Linked DNA regions of Homo sapiens: regions 2 and 3 are each linked to region 1. The links are chromatin loops, found by intact Hi-C in ENCODE. Cell type or tissue: heart right ventricle. All regions are shown on one strand. Region 1 overlaps PYM1 (PYM1 exon junction complex associated factor). Region 2 overlaps IKZF4 (IKAROS family zinc finger 4). Region 3 has its middle 4.9 kb from the start of MMP19.

Region 1 (2,500 bases):
CTGAAGAAAAAGCGGTGTCCTAGATGAGATCCAGGTTGTAGTGATTCTGATGTGCAACTGGTTTGAAAATACAAAGGAAAGTCGACCGTCTCATGCTGAGGAACTATGAAATCAGAATATTCCAATGGTGCTGGAGACACTGAAAATGATAGCAAGAAAAAAAGGAGAGAAAAAAATATGATGCAATAGGTCTGGGTCCCTGTGGGCAGTAAATGATGACACTAAAGTTTTACAGAAACTGCTATAATTGCATGGCAATACCTTCCATGAGGATTAGAGTGACAGTGGTAGATCAATGATCTGGACATAGTAAAGGAAAACAAAAAAGCAGTTTATTCCTTTTTCTCTTCCACATAGTCACGGAAAACAGAAAACAGCTTTTAGTGACAAGGTAAGGTAAGATGTGATACCTGGATTTTCACGGAGTCAGGGTAAAGAAAATGATTAAGAGTAAAGAGAAGTATACTGGATAAGTAGTATTTTCAAAACACACATTAAAAGTTGGTAATTCATGAAGGAGCTACTGGGTAGAGAACAGAAGGAAAGAGGTAGTACCACTTTAAATTGTGAGGTTGGGGAGAAGTAGCAGCAACCTGGGTTGTCATCAGATACCATAAAATAGGTGGGCTGAGGTGTAAGGAACATGGAAAGCAGCAGAGCAAGAAGCAAAATGGCACATTTTAAAACACCGTGTGTACCAAGGCACAGGCACACTGTTGCTTCTACAGACTACAGACTACACATATGAGGGCTACAAAAACAGAAACACTTTGCACTTGCACAGTATTTTATAAATTGCTTTTACATATATTATTTGATCATCATTGAGTAGCTATTACTACTATGCATATTTTCCTAAAGATGAGGCCATTAGGAAGGGACAAAACCATGATAAAAGCTGTGATTCTCCGTTTCCAACACATACACCTTACATACACAGCAGACACTTCAGCATCTCGGCCAGCCAGGCTGCAAATTCTTCTCTAGCCAGAAGGAATAGTGGGTTTTATTCACTTGTCAAAGGGCTTCGGAGAAAAGCCACTAGATACTTTCCTGTTTGCCTTTTCCCACCTTAGACCCCTCAATTTCTATCACCATCACGGGAGAAGGTAGCGAAGGGTGGCTCCATCAGGGAGAAAACTCAAGCTGAAAGTTGTATTAGGGTCCTCTTCCCTTCACACCTCTAAACCTCAGTGACCCAACAAATGAAGATACGGGAGAGGAAAAGGTACTATGTAGAAACGAGGAGGTCTTCAGCAAATAAAGCTTCGAGAAAAATAATGAAAACGGGACTGGGGTAGGGCAGAAACCAAGTATAGCTGAGATGGGGGAGGGGAAAAGAAGGAGGGCAGGAACTGGAGGGAAATGAGAGTGTAGAAGCCCCCAAGCCTGAAGAACCTAAAAGAGATATGAGTGGTCCAACTGCTGGAGAAAAGCTAAGGGCCCGTGAGGGTCCTGAAGCAGGGACCAGCACTGAAGGACCCCAGGGTTTGGGTGACCGGAAGCAGAGACCCCAAACACGAGACCAGAAGGGGGCGCAGGAGACACCCCGTAGGAGAGAATGAATGGGGAAGGCGGTCCGGGGGGCGGGGCAAAGGAGGGGCCCCGGGATGGGCGGGGCACAGACCCCTTTCCAAGTCCGAACCCCTGCCCCGAGAGCCCGGAGAGAAGCGGCTCCGCGCCTCCCGCACTCACCGCCGGTCTCGTCAGTAACATAGGGAGTCGCCATCTTGAAAACGCAAACCACTTCCGGCGTGAGCGGGCTGGGGTCCCGCCCCCCTCCCCACCGGAAGTGGAGTCCCGATCGTAGCAAGCCACCATCTTAGTCTTAAAGGGAGAGTGCACCATTTCATGGGCGGAGGTGGAGGAGGAGGAAGAGTGGAGAAGCTGAAATAGTTAATAAAATAAAGCCGTGGGCTTTTTACTGCCACCGATACCATTACTGAGCGCTTGCTGCCTGTAAAACAGTCCTCAGGGAGCCAAGAGAAGTTCCGAGGCACAGTCCCTCTCATCCCCAGGAACTCCTCGTACGTCCAGGACCTGCGAGGGAAAAGGGCGCAAGGCCCACCTGCACCCAAAAAGGGGGCCTTATAAATGAAGAAAGGAAGAATATCCAGGCTCTGGCCTGCACCCAGATCTCAGAGCGGCTTGGTGACGTGGAGCAGACAAACTCCAGGAACGCACTGGGGCGCACAAGTGTTTCTAGGGACGGTTGGAGACCCTATCTAACCCTAAGAAGGTGGGGAGGTCGAATTCGTGTGCCGATTGCTGTCGGCCAACCCACTCAACCACCAGAGACCCGCGGGAGGGGCGTGCAAGGCGGAGGGCGCCGCGGGTCGGTCACCTGTCTCCGTAGCCGCAGGGCTGCCGGCAGCTTCCATGGCCGAAGAGGCAGCGGACCAGGTTGGGCGGGCGGCCCTGGCCTGGCTCTGCCCCGCTGGGCGGCGCCGGGGATTCGGCGGCGAAGTGATGAGGGCCCTAGTTGCTTCTCGCCCAGACC
Region 2 (2,500 bases), 110 kb after region 1:
ATTCACCCTCTCATTCCCGGGCTCCTGGGCCCTGTTCTTAGGATCAGTGGCAGGGAGAAACGGGTATCTCTTTTCTCTCTTCTAATTTTCAGTATAACCAAAAATTATCCCAGCATGAGCACGGGCACGTGCCCTTCACCCCATTCCACCCTTGTTCCAGCAAGACTGGGATGGGTACAACTGAACTGGGGTCTTCCTTTACTACCCCCTTCTACACTCAGCTCCCAGACACAGGGTAGGAGGGGGGACTGCTGGCTACTGCAGAGACCCTTGGCTATTTGAGTAACCTAGGATTAGTGAGAAGGGGCAGAAGGAGATACAACTCCACTGCAAGTGGAGGTTTCTTTCTACAAGAGTTTTCTGCCCAAGGCCACAGCCATCCCACTCTCTGCTTCCTTGAGATTCAAACCAAAGGCTGTTTTTCTATGTTTAAAGAAAAAAAAAAGTAAAAACCAAACACAACACCTCACAAGTTGTAACTCTTGGTCCTTCTCTCTCTCCTTTTCTCTTCCCTTCCTTCCCCTTCCATCTTTCTTTCCACATGTCCTTTCCTTATTGGCTCTTTTACCTCCTACTTTTCTCACTCCCTATCAGGGATATTTTGGGGGGGGATGGTAAAGGGTGGGCTAAGGAACAGACCCTGGGATTAGGGCCTTAAGGGCTCTGAGAGGAGTCTACCTTGCCTTCTTATGGGAAGGGAGACCCTAAAAAACTTTCTCCTCTTTGTCCTCCTTTTTCTCCCCCACTCTGAGGTTTCCCCAAGAGAACCAGATTGGCAGGGAGAAGCATTGTGGGGCAATTGTTCCTCCTTGACAATGTAGCAATAAATAGATGCTGCCAAGGGCAGAAAATGGGGAGGTTAGCTCAGAGCAGAGTAGTCTCTAGAGAAAGGAAGAATCCTCAACGGCACCCTGGGGTGCTAGCTCCTTTTTAGAATGTCAGCAGAGCTGAGATTAATATCTGGGCTTTTCCTGAACTATTCTGGTTATTGAGCCCTTCCTGTTAGACCTACCGCCTCCCACCTCTTCTGTGTCTGCTGTGTATTTGGTGACACTTCATAAGGACTAGTCCCTTCTGGGGTATCAGAGCCTTAGGGTGCCCCCATCCCCTTCCCCAGTCAACTGTGGCACCTGTAACCTCCCGGAACATGAAGGACTATGCTCTGAGGCTATACTCTGTGCCCATGAGAGCAGAGACTGGAAGGGCAAGACCAGGTGCTAAGGAGGGGAGAGGGGGCATCCTGTCTCTCTCCAGACCATCACTGCACTTTAACCAGGGTCTTAGGTACAAAATCCTACTTTTCAGAGCCTTCCAGCTCTGGAACCTCAAACATCCTCATGCTCTCTCCCAGCTCCTTTTGCATAAAAAAAAAAGTAAAGAAAAAGAAAAAAAAATACACACACACTGAAACCCACATGGAGAAAAGAGGTGTTTCCTTTTATATTGCTATTCAAAATCAATACCACCAACAAAATATTTCTAAGTAGACACTTTTCCAGACCTTTGTTTTTTTGTGTCAGTGTCCAAGCTGCAGATAGGATTTTGTAATACTTCTGGCAGCTTCTTTCCTTGTGTACATAATATATATATATACATATATATATATATTTTTAATCAGAAGTTATGAAGAACAAAAAGAAAAAATAAACACAGAAGCAAGTGCAATACCACCTCTCTTCTCCCTCTCTCCTAGGGTTTCCTTTGTAGCCTATGTTTGGTGTCTCTTTTGACCTTTACCCCTTCACCTCCTCCTCTCTTCTTCTGATTCCCCTCCCCCCCTTTTTTAAAGAGTTTTTCTCCTTTCTCAAGGGGAGTTAAACTAGCTTTTGAGACTTATTGCAAAGCATTTTGTATATGTAATATATTGTAAGTAAATATTTGTGTAACGGAGATATACTACTGTAAGTTTTGTACTGTACTGGCTGAAAGTCTGTTATAAATAAACATGAGTAATTTAACACCTCTGGTTGTTTTTGCAGACTTCCTTTGCCTTGCTTTTCTACTAAGAGGGAGGGGTCCTCCTTGCAGTATGTTATACCAACTACTGAACAGTTTAGGAGGTAAACAAAAACGAAGAATTTTCAGCCTAGACTGGGAAATGGAGGAGATTTTCCTACCAGGAAGGAGTGCCTTCAGGATAGGAGAGAAAGTCTGACTTGCCTGTCTACCCAAAGTAGAAATTAATCAAACATTTGTTGAGTACCTACTGTGCACAAAACACATTCTATGCCCAGGGTGAAATAATGCGAATGATGACAATCATAGGGTCTACCACTGCTTGAGCATCTCATAAATGCTAAGTACTCATTGAATTGTAGAAACACCTACAAAAGGATGATCACAATTATTGGTAAAAAAATAAAAGCCCAAGAGAGAATAAATACCTTATCCAAGGCTCATCAGCCAGTAAGTGACAGAACCAGAATTTGAACCCAGGGGTGTGTGATCCAAAGCATGTGCTCATCGCTTTATGCCAGGGAATGCAGCCAGTGAAACCCCT
Region 3 (2,500 bases), 79 kb before region 1:
CCAGGAGAGAGAGAATAAATCAAAAGTAAAAGCTGCCAAATAGATAACTTCATTTAAATTTTAACAACAACCCTTCAGCCAGTATTATCATCTTTTTTACTCCTTTTCTGAGACTGAATCTCACTCTGTAGCCCAGGCTGGAGTGCAGTGGCGCAATCTCGGCTCACTGCAACCTCTGCCTCCCGGGTTCAAGCAATTCTCCTGCCTCAGCCACCCGAATAGCTGGGATTACAGGCGCGTGCCACCACACCCAGCTAATTTTTGTACTTTTAGTAGAGATGGGATTTTGCTGTGTTGGCCAGGCTGGTCTCAAACTCCTGAGCTCAAGTGATCCACCTCCCTTGGCCTCCCAAAGTGCTGGGATTACAGGCGTGAGCCACCGCACCTGGCCAGTATTATCATCTTTTTACAGAAAGAGAAACTGAGTCTCTAATAAGTTGCTTCAGGTCACATAGCTAGGATGCAGCAGAGCCTGGAGCAGGCTCTAAAGCTGCCATCTTTGCTCAGCACTCTTCAGTCTCCCAGAGTTCCCACAGGCACCCAAACAAAAGCCCCTAGAGTCTGGAGCTGCAGGCTGGGCACATGTGCAAGGATTGGATGACTAATTGTTGCCAGCACAGCATCATGACCACCCCCTCCACCAGCTCCTACCCCCTGAGCCGGGCTGACCCAGCTCTTTTTTGTCATCTCTAAATTTGTCATCTCTCACTGGGGGAGATGTGGACGTGTGTGCGAAGGGTTAGGACATGTGGCTTGCCTGCCCCAAAAAGAGAACTTGATCTGAGAGAAAAAAATGGGTTCTTTGTCTTGCTTGCTCCCTTCCTGCAAGTTGGTTTCCCTCTCTGTCCACAAATTGTGGCAAAAGAGTTTTACAGAAATATTTTTAATGACAATATTTTAAACTATAGCAAGTGGGAGTAGAGTAGACCTCTGAGAGTATTTTCTAATGATCAGGGGCCATGGGGTTATGGGTGGAAGGCAAAAGTTTGTAGAGATTTCTAAGCCCAGCAGAAGCTAATCTCAAAGCTATCGCCCACCCCCTCTGACAGCCACCCTTACCCTGTGGAGGCAGTGGGCAGGGAAGCTGGGGAAAGAAGAAAGGGGAATCCTGGAGGGCAGGTAGAAGGGCAAGTCTGGAGCCTGAAACTGGAAACTGGAGGTGAGAAAAACATGAGCTGTAACCAAGTTAGGGCTGGCCCCGACTTTGCCCTTGACCTGGATAAATGTGGGAGTTGGTGGTGTTAGCCTCTGACCTGTTTCCCCCTCAGGGAGTCAGGACATAGGGAGCTTTCTTTGGCAGAGTGGGGTTGAATTTTTAAGCTGTTACCCTGGAAACCTCTGTTTTTAGGAGGACTCCCCTACATACCCACAAACACAGACATACACACACACTTTTTTAATTACTCATAAGTTCCTAGAAGCCGTATGGGAAGTGATGGTCAGGACTGTGCACAGCTGGAATTGGTTAGTGACCAGGGAAGTGGGAGGGGCTTGGGGATGGCTCAGGGACAGGGCCAGCACATTCTGTTCCCATGATGCTCCAAACTTCCTCAACCCCCATATGAACACTTCCTGGCATTCCCACCCACCCACCACTGCAGCTTGCACACACACTGCGTCGGGCACTGGCCTGCATCAGCTCAGTTGAGAGGACGTCAGACCCAAATCCAGAAGTTCTTCAGTTTCTGCCAAAGTGTGAGGGAGACCAACATCTGCTCCCCTTCTCCATTTCTCAGAAAAAGGTGCTGTCCCACAGGACTCCCCTGGAAATGGCTGGAGGCTTTTCTTTTCTTTTCTTTCCTTTTTTTTTTTTTTTTTTTTTTTTTTGGTGAGACAGAGTCTCACTCTGTCACCCAGGCTGGAGTGCTATGGCATGATCTCAGCTCACTGCAACCTCCACCTCCCGGGTTGAAGTGATTCTCCTGCCTTGGCCTCCCGAGTAGCTGGGATTACAGGCACGTGCCACCATGCCCAGCTAATTTTTGTATTTTCGCTAGAAATGGGGTTTCACCGTGTTAGCCAGGCTGGTCTCAAACTCCCGACCTCAGGTGATCCACCTTCCTCGGCCTCCCAAAGTGCGGGGATTACAGGCGTGAGCCACCACCCCCAGCCTGGTGCCTTCTACTGGTGGTCTTATTCCCCAGCACAGCGCCTGTTGCATGAAGGGATGAATTATAGCCCCTGGGACAAGGAGGAGACTAGAGAAATGAGAAATGTCAGTGTTCTCTCAGCATCTGGGATGATAGGGAAATGAAGGTAGCACAGGGGTTTTTTGCTGCTTCTAGGAATGGCAGGCTTTTCTTTCAAGAAAACCAAACTGCTTTTCCTAAGGGAGGTAGGATGTGGGTAAGCACTTTGCCCTCTTGTCCTCACCCTGTGACACCAGGAAACAGATCTGTCTTGACGTTGGGAACTGTCATGGGCATGGAAAACCCACGTTTGGTTCCTTTTTTGTTGGCAAAAGGGCTTGATAGGGGATTGGCAAGGGAAAGAGCCCAGC

Evidence for each region. Peaks named below come from ENCODE experiments on the same cell type or tissue, not always from the same donor. Only the 100,000 strongest peaks of a DNase experiment are listed, where the experiment ranks them.
Region 2: a loop joins it to region 1, with 3 times the contacts of the local background. A loop is called at or near these places in 30 of 110 quality-filtered maps.
Region 3: it touches region 1 in a loop (5-fold over the local background); 52 of 110 quality-filtered maps call a loop at or near these places.

Annotation. Positions count from the first base shown.
Region 1 is chr12:55,925,381-55,927,880 of GRCh38, forward strand. PYM1 (PYM1 exon junction complex associated factor) reads right to left here. Exons shown (of 3, transcript NM_032345.3): 1 at 2,345-2,500. The coding sequence starts at 2,381. It also overlaps a transcript of DGKA not described here. Among named protein-coding and RNA genes, the nearest start is that of PYM1, 1.3 kb to the right of the region's middle. RefSeq lists a silencer at 1,456-1,605 and enhancers at 1,624-2,204, 1,696-1,915, 1,956-2,125, 2,205-2,500. In heart right ventricle, CTCF peaks have their summits at 1,520 (motif pointing right) and 1,750; a DNase peak (open chromatin) is centred at 1,711; H3K4me3 peaks cover 1,712 bases; H3K27ac peaks cover 1,697 bases.
Region 2 is chr12:56,036,474-56,038,973 of GRCh38, forward strand. It overlaps IKZF4 (IKAROS family zinc finger 4), which reads left to right. Exons shown (of 8, transcript NM_022465.4): 8 at 1-1,962. Among named protein-coding and RNA genes, the nearest start is that of RPS26, 4.2 kb to the right of the region's middle. In heart right ventricle, no CTCF peak of the experiment used is centred here; no DNase peak of the experiment used is centred here.
Region 3 is chr12:55,846,594-55,849,093 of GRCh38, forward strand. No RefSeq gene overlaps it. Among named protein-coding and RNA genes, the nearest start is that of MMP19, 4.9 kb to the left of the region's middle. In heart right ventricle, no CTCF peak of the experiment used is centred here; DNase peaks (open chromatin) are centred at 628, 1,538 and 2,023; H3K4me3 peaks cover 1,172 bases; H3K27ac peaks cover 2,500 bases; H3K27me3 peaks cover 333 bases.